Linked DNA regions of Homo sapiens: region 1 is linked to region 2. Evidence: chromatin loops called from intact Hi-C (ENCODE). Cell type or tissue: mammary epithelial cell. All regions are shown on one strand. Each heading gives the region's core, and the rest is flanking DNA. Links, peaks and the distances in the headings are about the cores only. Region 1 overlaps SLC25A26 (solute carrier family 25 member 26). Region 2 overlaps LRIG1 (leucine rich repeats and immunoglobulin like domains 1).

Evidence for each region. Peaks named below come from ENCODE experiments on the same cell type or tissue, not always from the same donor. Only the 100,000 strongest peaks of a DNase experiment are listed, where the experiment ranks them.
Region 1: it touches region 2 in a loop (11-fold over the local background); 3 of 110 quality-filtered maps call a loop at or near these places.

What each region holds. Positions count from the first base shown.
Region 1 is chr3:66,250,572-66,258,903 of GRCh38, reverse strand. All of the region lies in intron 3 of SLC25A26 (solute carrier family 25 member 26), which reads right to left. Among named protein-coding and RNA genes, the nearest start is that of SLC25A26, 34 kb to the right of the region's middle. In mammary epithelial cell, for the core only: a CTCF peak has its summit at 4,688 (motif pointing left); no DNase peak of the experiment used is centred there.
Region 2 is chr3:66,403,951-66,412,282 of GRCh38, reverse strand. LRIG1 (leucine rich repeats and immunoglobulin like domains 1) reads left to right here. Exons shown (of 19, transcript NM_015541.3): 7 at 2,011-2,154; 8 at 4,792-4,935; 9 at 7,005-7,085. Among named protein-coding and RNA genes, the nearest start is that of LRIG1, 93 kb to the left of the region's middle. In mammary epithelial cell, for the core only: a CTCF peak has its summit at 4,338 (motif pointing left); no DNase peak of the experiment used is centred there.

The DNA.
Region 1 (8,332 bases), core at 308-8,307, 150 kb after region 2:
AAACTTGGTATAAAAAATTAATGTAAAATATCCTGTTAATAATTAAAAAAAAAAAAAAAGAAAAGGAAAGAGAAGAAAAAAGAGAGAGATGAGGGCTCACTATGTTGCCCAGGCTAGCCCTGAACTCCTGGGCTCAGGCAATTCTCCCACCTTGGCCTCCTGAGTAGGTGGTGCCACCATGCCCAATTAATAATTATTTTACATTAATTATACAGTGAAATCTAAATACCATGGATGTGTGTGGTTTAATAAAATATGTTATTAAAATTCATCCCAGCAGATGTTTTCACCTTTTTTAATGTGGCTATTAGAAAATATAAAATTTCACCTGCATCTTACATTATATCTCCATTGAACAGTGCTGTTTGGAGCAAGCGGGAGAGCTGAACATTCATTTACAGAAATAATTGCTTTTTTAGATGCAAGTGCCAGGACCATGACTACAAATGACATTAAGTCACTTAAGTTATTTGGTGACAGGCAGTTCAAATTTTAGTCCAGAACTTCAAAGTGAACAAGATGCCAGGCTCTTCCTATCCTTCTACCCAGCCACCCAGCTTCCTGGCCTCTCATCCTGGGCATCCTGACTCTCAGATAAAAGACAGCTCTTACGTCCTCCAGCACCACCCTATCACACAACAGAGTTGAAGGCAAGGAGAACAGGCCTCCTCCCTTTTCTCAGATTTCCCCCGCAGACATCTCCTTGCATGTGTTGGCCAGAGTTGTGTGACATGGCCACCCCTTGTTAGGGAGGTGGAGGATATCTAGATCTAGCAAAGCGTTAGGAACATGAGACACAAACCAAATCAGTATTCTGTGGGCAAAGGAGAAGTGGAAGGCAACAGTGTCTGCCAATCTTCCAAAAAATATTCTTCATTCCATAAGTTAGCCAGGATCAATGTTGATGGCAAGCAACCAAGCACCCTACTTGATGTGCAAGGGGGCCAGAAGCCTCAAATGGAGACTGGCAGAGCAACGCATCAAGAGTCTCGAGCAGCGCACATATGAAGGTTTACAGAGTTCACCGGTATTGCTTCCATAGAGTGGCTGGGGTGGGAGATCCATTACGGTCAATTCATAAGGGATTGAGGGAGATGAGCAAGTGTACACTACCGTCGTGTGAAGATGGCTAGGTGTTAGGAGATGGATTCAGAGTTAAGAGGGCCACAGGGTCAAGGAATAGTGTGGTTTTAACACAGTCAATATTTGCACATACGATGGGGGAAAGTGCTATCAGCAAGAGAAAGGCTGATAATCTAGCAAAGAAGTGAAATAATACATGAAGACCCCACAGGAAATGAAAAAAGGTAGAGTCAGAGGCCCGAGCCCATGACTCTCCGTCTATGACTACCTCCCTTTACCAGGCCCATCCCTCAGCCTCGGGGTCACTCCTGCATCAAACCTGGATCTTTGGTTCAGGGCTCAACTCCAGGGAGGAATGAGCAGTGGTCTGGCTGAGGGTCTGCGGCCCTAGACTGTGGCCCCAGTTCTGCAAGTGAATTCCCAGGTGTTTCCCTGGCCTTCCAGAGTCTTTTCTTTTTTTTTAATTCATTTTAAAATGAAGAAAATTGACAAATAATAATGTATATATTTATGCAATTAGATGCATATATGTATAATTTTTCTTACTTGACTTGGACCAGAAATCTTTATGGTATCTTTTTAGGTCCTTATTTCTATAATTCTTAATTTTCCAAAATTATACCTTATCTAACCTCAAAAGATTCCCTCCCTCTGTATTCTTAATTCCCAAATAAGCTTTCTTATCTGACGTTTTTTACTTACTAGCTTACACCATATAGTTTGTGAAATATATTTCCTCTTCTACTAAATTGTAAGCACCCTGACAGCAAGAAGATGGTATGCACCAAACTTACTAATCAGCTGGTGTATTATTTTATGTTGAAAACAAATGAAACTAGCCAGGAGGAAATGAATCAGCAAAAAAATAATCATCAATTCCACAGAAATGACTTCTCCATACTTTAGAATTTACATATAAATATACATAGAAACAGGGTATCGTTCTGTCACTCAGACTACAGTAAGGTGGCATGGTCAAAGCTCACTGCAGCCTCAGTCCTGGGCCCAAGTGATCCTCCCATCTCAGCCTCTTGCGGAGCTGGGACTACGGGTGTGCCACCACACCCTGCTAATTTTTTCATCTTTTAGTAGAGAAAGGATCTTGCTATGTTGCCCAGGCTGGTCCCAAACTCCTGGCCTCAAATGATCCACCTGCCTCAACCTCCCAAAGCACTGGAATTACAAGCGAGAGCCACCATGTCCAGCCTAATTTTTTTTGTTTTGCCTCTACATATATTTATTGCCTATACATATACTTATGTAAAGAGTAGGGAAAAAACAGAGTAGAATTACAGGTGTTTCTTTTCTACCTACCTATATTTTCTAAATTCTCTACAATTCACATTTATTATTATTTCACAAGTTTTTAACATAATTTCAAAGGAAAAAAGTATTTATTATGGACCAAAGATTTTAAGTGAGGAAGAAAAATAAAATAAAAGGGCTAATTTAAAATATGCTTTTAGATGGCAACCTATCAGCCTTGATAAAAAGGACATATTATAAATTTAGTAGCAATAAATCCACAAAAACAGATTAAACAGCTTACCAGTAAGGCCTAAAATTGGGTATAAGTCCAACGAAACCTACATGAACCTAACAGGACAGCTCCCAGCATCTAAAACTCATTAAAGAACTGAAAATAAATAAATAAGAAAAAATAAGAGAAAGAAAAGGGTATACTAACTCCTTGTATTTTTCAATTCAAGAGGTCAAGAGTGAAATCCGACCCCAATATGTGAAGAAAATAGGAACTGTCTACTTCTGTGGTTTGGTATAAATATTTATGGAACTTCATGCTTCATAACCCTCCAAGTTCTTACTATTGTGTTTTTAGTTCTTAAAAATACAGATGCAGAAGAAAAACTTTGAAAAGCCTCTCCGATAAAAAATCAATCTAACTAGCTGAGGGGTACAAAGCACCCAGCATGGCTTCCTGACTTCTGCTGGGTGACAACTGTGGCATGAGAGATGCTACAAAGTAATGCTTCTGCTTCCTCCAGTACCTCCGGAGCCTTCCATTTGGTTTTCTATTAACTCTGATCCTTCTTAGATTTGAATTTGAGCTACAACAAAGTATTTCACTGCACAAGAACAAAAACATGTTACAGTATTATGGTTCTATGAAAGGAAACAGAATGTCATCTGTGGGTCTCTTGGTAAATCCATTCTGTAAAGCATTCTTTCCTTATAAATCTGAGGTTCAGTATGAATCCATGACACAGGAATGGTGGCATTTTCACTAAATCCAAGAATGTTTTAAATGTTAAAGTTCTATCTAAAAACAAGAACTACTAAGGTTTTCCATAAAGGAAAAAAAAAAAAAACATGCTCCCTCCATACTTTATCAAAATCAAAATGCAATGCTGGCCTCCTTAAATATGCCAAAATATGAAACCTTAGATTAAAATGTTGATTAAATCATGATGCTGCTACCAAGATTTTTCTTCCTTTGGCATAAATAAAATATTTTCTGTTGTTTTTAATTGACTGCTGCAGCTAAGGACTGAATGTTTCCTTTTGATATTTATTAAATGAAACACCAAGAACCAGGTGCACATGCATGCTGCCCCTGCTACTCAGGGAGGTGAAGACAGGAGGATAACTTGAGGTCACAAGTTTGGAGCCAGCCTAGGCCACCTATGAGATCCTGTCTCTTTAAACAAAAACAAAAACCCAAGATGCAAGACTACAAATCATAAAACTAAACATTTGAAAGGGAAAAAATTCCAGTGAACTTCGGCCTCACTTTAGGTACTGAGTGGAGGAAAAGAGAGATGGATGCTGCTAAAACCCCTGGTTCTTTCATTGCCACAGCCAAGTTCCCTTCCTTCAACACATCACCACCAGGGTTTTACAACTGCACCCTGTCCTCTAGTTCTGGAAATGCTCTTCAAAGTCCCTAAGTATCCCCAATAATACCTTTTATTAACATTACATCTTCTTCGCAACTATTTCAACATAGTTCACAAAAAAAATTCTGATTTAAGATTTTTCTCCAAGAAACTCCATCAACTACCTGCAAATATTCCTCTGATATTAGAAGCTAATTATGTCACCATTTTATATATAAATCAATCTGAGATCATAGAAGTTGCTGAAGGTCAGAGAGCTACTTAGCTCAGGAAGCATGGGTGAAACCCAAGTGTTCTGACTATCATCTCCAGAATTATTTTTCAATAAAGATGTCATACTTACACACATCTAATGCACTTAGAGGTTCAAGGTTTAATTTCAGCTAATGCTTCATGTTTCAACAGGCAACTCTATAACCAATTCAACAGAAATTTAACAATACACTGAACAGAGCCACTCAAAGCTTCATCGTATTCAAAGCAAAAGCTGCTTTGGACTTTCCAGAGCAAACTCAAAGTGGCAAATTAGTAAGACAGGGGGTCAGGGAGAGACCCCTGGAAACTATGAAGATTTTTGAAATGCAATTTGCTTACGTGTATTTCATTTCCACATTCTCTTTGTAATTCCCAAAATTCTCTTTAGAAAGCAGGTTTCCAATTAAGAATATTTTACATCTCTTTCTATACCATCATTTAAAAAATCAAAAACCTCTACAACAGTTCATTTGTGTGTCAAGTCTGCCATCTTCTGTTGATAAATGGAATTACAGCTGTTGACAAAACCAATTTACAAATCCTAACTTACACTCCTTAGATTTTAATTTTTACCTACTTGCATTGGGACCTATGTTCATCAAACCTTTCCCCCTTATAAGACTCTTTCCAATCACGCAAATAAGTTCAATCGTTGTAGGTATTAGTCTTCCCTCGCCTGACAAGACTGCTGTCACGGGTAATACAGACTACACAAGGAAGTCTTCTCAAAGAAAATAACTCTATCAACACTTAGTCCCTGTGTCTACAATTTGTTCACAGAATTTTATACAACCCAAAAGATAAGCCTCAAATGGCTTTTTTGCTTTTGTATTTTTCCATAACAGAAATGAGCCATGATTTCACAGGAGGTGACAAACATCCCATGGATGGATTTATAGATTCCCACCAATACAAAAATCTGAACGTTGAGGAGGTGGCAATGGTGACTGTATTTGCTTCCTACTGCTGCTCTGACAAATCACCACACATTTAGTGGCTTAAAACATAAGCTTATTATCTATAATTCTGAAGGTATGAATTCCAAAATGGGTCTTCCTGAGCTAAGACCGAGAGATGTCAGTCAGGCAGTATGCCTTCTGGAAGCTGCAAGGGAATGTTGACTTCCTGCTTTCTAGGGCTCCCCTGCACTCCTTGGTTTGTGGCCCCTCGCTCTATCTTTGGACCAGCAGTATACCATCTTCAGCTCTCTGACCCCCGCTCCCCTCTCCTAAGGACCCTACTGATTAGACTGGGCCCACGTGGATAATCCAGAAAACTCTTTCCACCTCAACATTTTTTTTTTTTTTTTGAGATGGAGTCTCACTCTGTCACCCAGGCTGGAGTGCAGTGGCGCGATCTGCAAGCTCCACCTCCCAAGTTCACCCCATTCTCCTGCCTCAGCCTCCCGAGTAGCTGGGACTACAGGCGTCCACCACCATGCCCGACTAACTTTTTTTTGCTTTTTTTTTTAGAGACAAGCTTTCACCGTGTTAGCCAGGACGGTCTTGATCTCCTGACCTCACGATCCGCCCGCCTTAGCCTCCCAAAGTGCTGGGATTACAGGCATGAGCCACTGCGCCCGGCCCCCATCTCAACATTCTTAATATTATCTGCCAAATCTCTTTCCCGTGTGAAGAAACACATTCAGAGATTTGGGGACTAGGACATATTTATGGGGGGGGGGGGGCATTATTTTGCCTATCACAGTAACCAACGGCAAATTTTGGAACCTGACCTTTTAAGAAACCAGTGATGTGAATCCTTACTGCACAAGTAGTATACTTACCGCTACTTCTGCCATTTTTTAAATACTACATGAAAAAGAAAACAGAGGTGCTCCTGGAAGTATACAGAGAAATATTTATCTAATTACTTATTCTACAGTGGTGTTTTATTATTAGCTGGGAATAATAATAGCTGGGAAACTTGGAGCACATCACTAAACTTCTTTGAATTTCAATTTTTTCACCTTCTGAATAGATACCTTTCCCAAAACTAGGAAATTCTAAAAACGTGCCGCATTCAGCAACTTGTGTGAAATGGGGCTAGACCCAATGTTTATTCAATATTTTGTGTGTCAGATGCTAGGCTGGACACTTTGTTAAGTGCTGTATAATTTCATCCTTGTAAGAACTGTGACTGGGATGGCATTAATCCTATTTTTTCAAGATGAGGAAAAGAGCATTTCAGTGAAGGCAAGTAAATGGCCTACAGACAAATAAGTGGACAAGTCACAAATCTGACCCCGATCTGTGTAACTTGACAGCCCATGGTCCATACCTTGCTACCTCCCTACAGACATCCTCAAATACTCCCTAGTTATTTAACAGATGGATCCAACTTACTTATATGCTCCTCAAAAACGGGGATCAAATTTCTTATTCGGTGTCTCTTAGCACCTATTAATAGTATTAGCTATACAACTCAAATATTGAAAAGCACACAATCACAAACCAAAGCAAATAAGTGACAGTTGCATTTAATTCAAGAACCCTAATCTTAACAAGGCAATATTTTAGGAAATAAAGGTTTGTCACTGACAGAGTTCAGGCTCGCTTGGAAGTGGCCAATCCTAACCTCCTTTGGTATTTTGGTCCTTTGAGAGTAGTATTCAGTCTTTCCATTTACAATGCAGTGGCAATAACTGACCAAGTTACACTCCTGTGGCTCAGAATCGTTTCTTCAACTTCATCAACCTATATGAAAATCATACTGTGCCTATAAAGCTCAACTTAATTGTGTTCTATAAACTCATGCAGCTCTTAAATAAAAAGTTAACAGAGCTTCCCTTCCTTTTTGTCCACTAACTAAATAAAAAAATCAATGAAATATACTCTCCCAGGTCATGAATCAATACCATCTGAACTAACACTGCATACTATATTAGAAAAAGAAAATCCATACAACAGAAAACAATCTGAAATATGTTAGAAAAGGAACTCATCGAGAAACTGGGGGTGAGGATGCAGATGGGGTACAATGTTCCTTTCTACAGGCCTCACTGATAAATCTCTTCAGCACATTCATGCCTGTACTATAGATGAATAACTACAAGCAAGGTCATAACCACACACAGATAATGCCAAGCCAGGGGAAGCCCTGACCCTCCCGTTCTGACCCTCTCTCTCTTTCGTCTTCTTTCCCTCTCTGCGTGTTAGCTCAGACTCAGATGGCTGGGCCCACTGGCAAGATGGGGCATGCTTATTCAACTTAGCTCGGTAGACTCCATTGGAGAATTCAAGTAGGTGCACAACACACATAGACACAACAAACTAAAAGGCATCCATGATGAAAAACGCACTGAAGGATGTCGCTGGAAGGGCTCCTGAAAGAATGATCATCTTTCCACCAGCTCTACCTCTTTAACATCTCTTGAACTCACTCTCTCCCTCTGCATCCCTCTGCCCCAGCTGTGGTTCTCTCCTGGGGATTCCTTTAATAGTCTCCTTATCTCCACACAGCTGCCAGGGGACTTTCTTAAAATTACAAGTCTGATCAAAAAAGTCCCAACTCCTTACTATAGCAGGCAAGGCCCTATAGCTCTCAGCCCCTGCTTCGCCTCAGGGTGACCCTATCATACTGTGCTCCAAACATATGGAACTTAAAACTACCTAACAAGGTCTTTTCAGAACTCTAACACCCCTCCTTGCACCCACCCACCTAACAAACCATCCTATTCTAAATGCAAGATAATAAAATTGTACTATAACTGAGACTCCTGCTAAATCAGATTTTAGCTGCCCTGCCACAAACACAAAACAAAAAGACTAATTATGTTAAATGATGGATATGTTGACTTACTTCACTGTGGCAACCATTTTACTATCTATACGTATCCCACATTGTGTTGATACCTTAAATAGATGCACAATTTTTTTAATGAATTAAATTAAATGCAGCTTAAAGCCTGGCTATTCTGTGAGGCTTTTTCTGAATTAACACCCATCCATCTACCCCAGTCCGGAGAAAACCAACCCCTCCTTCCCTTCAGTCTCTCACTCTACCTTGTACAGATGACCCTCAATTTATGACAGGGTTATGTCCCAATAAACCCATCATAAGTTGAAAACGCATGTGATACCCCCCAACCTACGGAACATCATTGCTTTAGCCTTGCCTCCCTAAAATTGCTCAGAATA
Region 2 (8,332 bases), core at 188-8,187:
CTGGGTTTGACAGTCTTTCCTGAGGTGCAGGTGGGCCAAAAATGTAGAGCTCATCTTAGGAGGTTTATTTCTGTCTTGTGAGCTAATCAAGACACTGGGTGCAGATGTTTAAGTTTTATCAAGGGAGCAGTCTCTTCAGCCAGATGTGTACAGCAGCAGAAGGGGCTTGCCTGCACGGTAACGTGAAACAGCAGGGCAGCATACAGAAAAGGCTTTTTAAACGTTGAAAGCCTTTTTAAACGTTAATATTTATTTTTAATCAAAAGTAATTTGACTGTATAGTTAAATAAAATCAGATAGTAAAGAAAAGCCATCACTGCCCACCCCAGCCTCCCCCGCCACCACCCCCTCATTCTCTCTTCACCCCAGTTCTTCTCCCAAGAGGCAAGCACTTCTAAGCCTTTCTCTTTTTCGTTTTTCTGTTTTTAGCTTTGCTGGTTGTTCCTTCCAAGTTGATAGACTGACACCACTGTCTTTACTTATCCACTTGCGATTTCCTCCTTGAGAGTCAATGATTTAACTTGCTCATGTCCGCCCCTTCTTCTTCCAGTCTGGGCAAATTATATCATGACTCGAATGTCCTTTACTGGTTTTCTTGGCAGTGGAAACGAGCTAGGCCCAGGTCCATCCACATGTTGTGCTGTGTCACTCTGATAACCGTCTCTGCATGACCAGCCCTCCCTACTCTGTGAACAGTGAGGATGTTTCCTGCCGCTGGGCTTCTTGCTCTACCCATTCTCCACCCTTTGTTTTACATATTCAAAAACGTTTCACTTGACCTCCTTAGGCATGTCATTTTGGACTTGGAAGTCCAAGGTGGTCATGTGCTGGGTGGACTGAAGTTAAAAGAGAATTCTCAGAGGAAAATGGAGTTAGCACCTACCATTTGGTTTTTATGTTGAACAGATTTGTATAAATTGAGACTGATGAGCTGCCTTAGAGGTTATTTATACATTAAGTGCTTACCTTTTGAGCAGTAGCAGAAAGAAAGATGGAAAAAAGCAAAACTCAGTTACCCAAAGCCCTTGTAATACTGAACACGGAGCAAAATTCGGGTTACGGACTTTTGTTGAAGAGGCGGTTGCCTGGGCTGGCGCTGTCCTTCCTGGCACATGCTGTGTTGGGAAGCGGGGTGCTAGCACACTTACACGGTGGGCCTGAGAGCTCAGGCCTAGAGCTGCACTGAATCCTGATGTACCCTTGTTTCCTTCTTATAGTGACCCCATGGAGTCAGTGCTCTTGGATATCTCCATGTTAGTAGATGTGCAGGTTTATTCAGCCAGCAAGCTGCAAAATTAGGATTTAAATCCAGGTAGTCTGACGCCAGAGCTAAAGCGGGTCTCCTAGCACAGTGGCACAGAGTCCAGCCTTTGGTAGGCAGACCCAGGGTTGAATTAATTCTAGCCCCTTCCCTACTGGCTAAGCTGTGTAAAGTCTTAGACAGGTTACCTGGCTTCTCTCAGCAGCACATTCCTCATGTGTGAGATGCGGGTGATAATAAGAGCCGCCTCCTATTCGCTCTCCTTTCTATTCCTTTAATGGGCTTTGCCCTTGCCTGGAACTCCTGTGCCCGTTTGTTGGCCTGGGTCACTTTTTGTTTTGTTTTTGGTAGAGATGGGGTTTCGCTATATTGCCCTTGCTGGTCTCGAACTCCCGAGCTCAAGCGATCCTCCTTCTTCGGCCTCCCCAAGTACTGGATGGGCATAAGCCGCCACACCCAGCCCTGGTTCACTTTTACTCAGCCAAAAAAGTCACTTCTAGGAAGCTCCCTCTTGCCCTATGAACACTCGAGTCGGCCTTGGCATGTGCTGTCATCCATTTTGATTTGCCTGTCTTCTCCCAGCCCCTACTCACATGCACATGTGTGCGACTAGACTCCACAGTTCTGTCGTGCACTGTTCTAGCCTTGGTGTGACCGCAGTGTCAGGTACAGCGTGGCTGCTCATTTGCTGTCTGTCCAGTGAAGGGAGTGAAAGCTCCTCTTCATCCTGTGCATGGCTGTCATTGCAGGCACCTGGAGTACAACAGCCTGGTAGAAGTGAACAGCGGCTCGCTCTACGGCCTCACGGCCCTGCATCAGCTCCACCTCAGCAACAATTCCATCGCTCGCATTCACCGCAAGGGCTGGAGCTTCTGCCAGAAGCTGCATGAGTTGTAAGTGTCCTCGGCTCTGGGCTGTGGCAGTGTTTTTAGACACTGCTTGGAGGTGAAAGTGCTAGGCCTGGTTCGTTCCACCACACAGTGGCCTCGGGGAGGGCTCAGAGACAGGCCAGTAGCCCTGTTCCCAAACCAGCCAGGCCCAGGGTGGAACCCTCAGCGATTTGAGCCCCAGTCCCTTCCTCATCTCCCCTTCACTTCCTCTGCATTTGGATTAGCAGGGGCTCCAGGAGTAGCAGCTAGGTCCCTGCAGGGAGCCTTGGCCCCCAAGGTCCTGTTGGGTTTGGAGACAGTTCCAGGGGTAGAAAGTTCCTGGGGAAGGGCAGCTATGGCAGAGTGCTCACAGGAGCCATTTTGAGAGTGACTGTGTGTTAATGGCCACACCAAATAGCATGTGCTTCTTCAGTGAGGGGGTCATTTGGGCTCAAACAGAGACAGTGAAACGCTGACTGTGGATGAATTTGTGTCCTCGGAGTCGCCACCTTCCTTCCTGTAGATGAGCTGCCCAGGTTCTTGGCCCCTTCCCTTTCTCTGTTTTGCACCGCAGTGGCCTGCTGGCAGAGGCTCCTGTGCAGTCGTGTGCGTGCTTAGTTCAGAGATGTGTGGTGTGGTCCTCTTGCTCCTTTTGGAGATTTCCAGACAGGGGTCCCAGGTTGAGACTGAGAACTGAGCTTGTCTTGCCCAAAGTTCTGAGATTAGTAGTGACAGACTGTCGCCTGGGTAGCGATGGGCAGTGGCCCTGGCCACCCCATCATGTCAGGGTGGGGTTACTGGACAGTGAACGCAGCATTCCTAAGGACTCAGAGAACATCTTTACAAGTCTATAGTTTGTGTTTTCACTGTTCTTTCCATTTGATATGCTCCAGTTTAGTCTACTGTGTTTCTTTATTTTTCACAAGAGTTGGGTGGGTTTTTTTGTTTTGTTTTGTTTTTTTCTTCCTTTTCTAGGCTTGGCTGTTGGAAAAAATTCACCCACTGAAGTGAATGATTGTTAAGAGTGCCAAGCCTCAGTCTGTCCTGTCTCTCTCTTGACCTCACCAGGCAAACTCAAGGGGATGCGTGAATCTAATGTGGATTCTTGCAGCTGGTGTTTGTGTCTGGTCTTCTGTGTTCTCCTCTCTCTCCCTGTCCTTCCTTCCCTCCTCCTCCCCCCCTCCCCCCACCACACACACACACACACACACACACACACACACACACACACACACACACTGACTTGGAGTTTATATTTTGGTGACTCCATCATTATCTAATGCAAAACACAGTGGTCCTGCCTCTTTCCTAACTTTTCTTGGATTCTGTGAGTGTTAACCCTTTGGTTTCAGCTTCCTACGCTTCAGGGCCTGCAGTTGTGCATTCCATGTGGTGCTGGATGGCTCCTTTCAGGCTCTGTAGTCAAGCTGTGACCCCACCAGGGGACTCCTGGTTTTGTTGGTCAGGGCCGGGAGGTGTGGGAAGCAAGAGAGGTCTTTTAAGTCCCCGAAGCCTGAGCCAGTCCAATTCTTAAAGTGAGGGGCCATCCTCTGACTCACCAGTGTATCGTGGCCCCAGGGATGGCATGCTGTCTTCTGCGGGGTCCGGGATCCCCTCTCTAGCTGGTGGAAGGCATGAAGCCCTCTTCCATGCCCTCTAGAAGGGGCAGCAAAGATCACAGAAGTGCGCTTGAGCAGTCCTAGCAGTTTGCACCATATCCAGGTAACCTCAGAGGCAGATTTGGGATTGCTTCCCAGCATGTGTTTCCCACCCCTCCTTTAAGCTAAATTCTTTAATTGCAGGTGAGGATATAATTTTGATCTCCTGCCAGGTCTGTTTAACTGACAGACACCCTGACTTATTTGTCCAGGAGGGAAAGAATGCTGCTCCTAGCTGCCTTTAAAAGCTCATTAATCTTCTCTGAGTTTATTTTCCATCTTCCTATCCCTGCCCCAGCCCCAATTTTTCAACGATAGATGACCAATATGTCACGTAAGCAACCCAGAGGTGCAGGAGTGCTGGGAGGAAGCTTTGATTCTGAGGTTCGGGCAAAGCATGTGCTTTTACCGCCTGCAGTAGGGGATCATGCTCTGAGGTCCACGTGGATGGGGGCAGGGAGGCCTGAGCAGGAGCCTCCTGCCCTGGGGGAGTTGCCCCACTAAGGCATGAGGCACAGGTGTGGTTGTCCCACGCAGGGGCTAGTGGTGCCCTCTGCTGGCAGATGCAGGGAGTGTGACTGGGGCTCCCTGGCTTGCTGCGGGGTCATCTCCAGAATCCCAGGCTTCTGCTATGAGAGAGGTCTTTTGTAGCCTGAATCAGGAGCTGCCTTGGACAGCATGAAGGCGCTGGAGCTTGAGAGTTGTTGTGTGTCATGACCTCGTGTGTAGTCTTCACAGTTTAACAGCCACCCTGGCCCCTGTGACCTATGCACCCATTCTACGAGTCAGACTAGTGTGTTGGGCACTGATGAGTTTCTAGCTGCATGGCCACTTTTACCCCCAGGATTCTGTGGGTGTGGGTGTGTGTGTGCACGCACGCGCGTGCGTGTGCATCTGTGTCATTTCCCACTGAAACCCAGCTGACTGTGGCCCAATTTCCGGTGGGGTGGGGTTGGGGGGCAACCACACTAGATGGTGACATTGCTGCCCTCCCTTTCCTCAGGGTCCTGTCCTTCAACAACCTGACACGGCTGGACGAGGAGAGCCTGGCCGAGCTGAGCAGCCTGAGTGTCCTGCGTCTCAGCCACAATTCCATCAGCCACATTGCGGAGGGTGCCTTCAAGGGACTCAGGAGCCTGCGAGTCTTGTACGTCTCCCACTACTGACAGGATAAAGGGGTCCCCAGTGGGGAGAGCAGAATAGAGCAAACCATCTGCTTTGTTGAACTCCATTTGCGTTGGCTTCGAGTCAGAATTGGATCCAAAGCTGGCTTGCTCTATGTGCAGAGTCTCAAACTTTTATGTAATCAACTGAAAAAGAACTGGTTAAGCAGAAAAATCTCTCATTTCCCCAGGATGGTGCCTAGAGAGGGATGGCAGCTCCTAAAAAGTAGTTGTTCTCAAGCAGTGATGCCCACGTTGTGCTGGACAGGATGCTGGCTCCTAGTGTTGGAAAAAGCTTCCCCACGCTGAGCGCCTGGTGCAGCCTCCAGTTCGGCAGCCGTGGGTCAGTCTTTCCCATCTTGAGTCTTCAGCTGCAACTTCCAAGTCCTGAATATTTTTTCTCTAAACCATGGGAATACTGCAGTGCATCTCTCGTCTGAGCATTTGAACTTCTTCAGCATAACCTGTACCAAGATGCCTCCTTTCCAAAAGCAGCACTTAGGGAATCCTGTGTCTCTCCTTGTACCTCGTCGGGGGTCAGTTAACAAAGTGGAGGTGCTAATGCCATTTCCCTTGAAGTCCCTAATTAGATGGGGTTGGCAAAAGTGGCTGCAGGATGCTTTTCTGAGGCTTGTATAAAACTTTTCCATGGTTGGCTTCATAGAACTTCCAAGCAGCTGTCAGCATAAAACCCCCAGAGAGGGGCATGCAGGTTTCAGAGGACAGTGGTGGCGGGTTCTAGGGTCTCCTTCTCAGGCGTAATCCACTGCACAGAGAGGGATCTGTTCCAGTGTGACAGGGAGGGAGGCCTTTGCACTTGCACCTGGCAGAGCCGGCTTTAATGTGGAGCCATTGCCAGGGAGTGTGAAAGAGGCCGGAGCCAAGCTATTCAGGCCAGGTCAGCCTGTGAGCCCATACAAGGCCCAAATAACAAGGCTGGGAACATTCAGACTGAGCGGGCCAGAAAGGAGAGAAAAACTTTGGCAGCCAGGGCTAGGAGCAGAGAGACAGGCACACAAAGCCACAGCCCCGGGTCCCTGGTTCCTGGTTTTTTCAGTATGCAGATGATAGGAAGGAACCCATTGAGAGGAGAAGTCCCTTCCAGCAGCAGAATCTCCACTATTTGACCTTCCTGCTGTGACAAGAAAGGTCACCGCCAGCATTTCACTCTTCAGTCAGAGCTGCCCTCTCTGCTGGCAGCATTGATTCCTGCTGCAGCTTCTCACAGGAGACAAGAGTTCCTTTTCTCTCCCTGGCCTGTGTCTGCAAGGGCTCGGGGGGAAAATTTAAGAACCAAGAACCTTGTGGAAAGTTGGAGAGGGCAGGATGGGGGCCTGGTCTCCAGGTGTGATGTCTCGCCTGGGCACTGTGACCTGCTCCTGGAAGCTGGGAAGCCATTGAGTCATCGGCCATGGGATTTGCATTGTTGGAGGGGCCTGGGCTGAGTTGGCCTCATCCCTCTGATCCTGGCGAGTGGGTCACAAGTCTGACTCAGCACCCAGATGTCCTCCCTGGCTCAGAGTCAGCGCCCTGCAGGCCTTGGGAGGAGATGGGCTCCGGGCTCCAGACCCACTGGCTGGTACGGAGGCGCCCACGGGCCGGCCCTGTGCCGGGTCTCTTTCTTCCATGTGCTTTCTGCAGTTTCTCGGTCATGTCCAGAAAAGGGACTCTGGTTGGTATGAGAGCAGACGGGAGCCTTAAGGAACCTTTTGGGTTGATTCTCAGTGCTGGGGCCAGATGTCCGCTCTCTCGGGGCAGAATACAGACTGGGCTGTCTGCACCACCTCCCTTCCCTTGAGTGTGGCCTCCGCAGACAGGGAGGCAGGTGGAGCCCAGGGAAGTTTCTTGTCTAAGGCATGTGTCATCTTGGTTGGAAGGCTGAGAAACAGGGCTTCCCTCCCAGGGCCACGTGTCTCTTCACCCTACGTCCCGGCTGTGCCTCCAGGGTGCATGCACCCAGGGGACTTCAGCTTCCGAGCAGCAGGCTGGGTGAGAGTTTGCTTTCCCTTCACGCCCCGACTGCTCGGTGAGCTGCTTTCTGTCCTCTCCCCAGGGATCTGGACCATAACGAGATTTCGGGCACAATAGAGGACACGAGCGGCGCCTTCTCAGGGCTCGACAGCCTCAGCAAGCTGTGAGTATCCGCCGCACGGAGCTCCGCCGGCAAATGCGCGGGACACACTTGGGTGGGAGATGTTTCTGTGGCGCCCCCCGCGCCTCTCTGCTCTGGGCCCAGGCGGAAGAGGAGCTGGCTTTTGTTTGGGGCAGAGCTTGTTTTGTTTGTGGAGAAGAGTTTGAAGAAGAGGGTGGGGGACACCCCACTCCTTGATGGCCTGGGTGTTGGGTTCTTGGGGGCTGGCAACCCGGCGTTTGGCGGCTGGTGGAGCTTCTCTTGGGCTTCACTCACAACTCACATGAAAACTGCTGAATTTGCTGTTGCCCTTTGTACAAAGGAGTCTTGCCCTGTTACTGGGTTTCTCAAAGTTGTGTAAAGGTCAGTAAGGTGTGAGGGCGGTGGGGCTCCTGTCAGTACTTTCGTCATTAACCATCATCTCAAATAACCACGTCATTTCCAAGGGTCGTAGTAGCAGCTATTTTGAATGTATGGTTTGGGGTCTTTTTCTTTTTTTTCCTAGCTAGCTCCTAGATTTTGCCAGTTAATCTGCCAAGCACCTGTGTGTGTTGTACCTAATGATCTCATGAGGGCAGGCTCTGTTAGGCAACCTCTTTATTAGTTGAGGAAAGAGAAGTGAGGGGATTTCGCCCAAAACTACACGGCTGGCAAGTGGCAGGCTCAGGATTTGCTTGTTTGGCTCCAAAGCCCACGTTCCCTTCCCCTTGGCCCGCCCTGTTTTCTCTGCGTGTAACCAGCACTTTCTGCAGATGCCACCCAAGGACCGTGCAGGAAGGGGACGAGAGTCATTATTACTGTTTACTAGCAGCTCGGAGGGAAGACTGGAGGAGGGCAAGACAGAGAGGACGGCTGCCGCTCGATTCCCCCAGCCCGTCCCCAGTGACGGGGAGCTCAGCAGAGTGCGAGTGTCAAGTAAATATTTGGAAAGCCCTAGTGGAGCTCGATGATAGAGGAGAGCCTGTGGTAGGGAGAGTCTTTTTATATAGTAGATGCTTCTGATTTGTTTTGAAAAGCGTGGCTTTTTGCACCTTTTATATACAAGGGTCCTGCTTAGGAATAAGCTCTGTTGGCTGTCTGAAGAAGGTACTTCTTGAGCGTCCTGTACTCCAGCAGCATGTCGGAGATGCTTATCAGTGATTCTTCTCCTTATTGTCCCTAAAACAATGCTGATTTTCCCCAGCCTTTAACCCATACGTGACCCCTTTTTATCCCATACGGGGCAAACCTGGGAAGAGCCAGAAGTACCA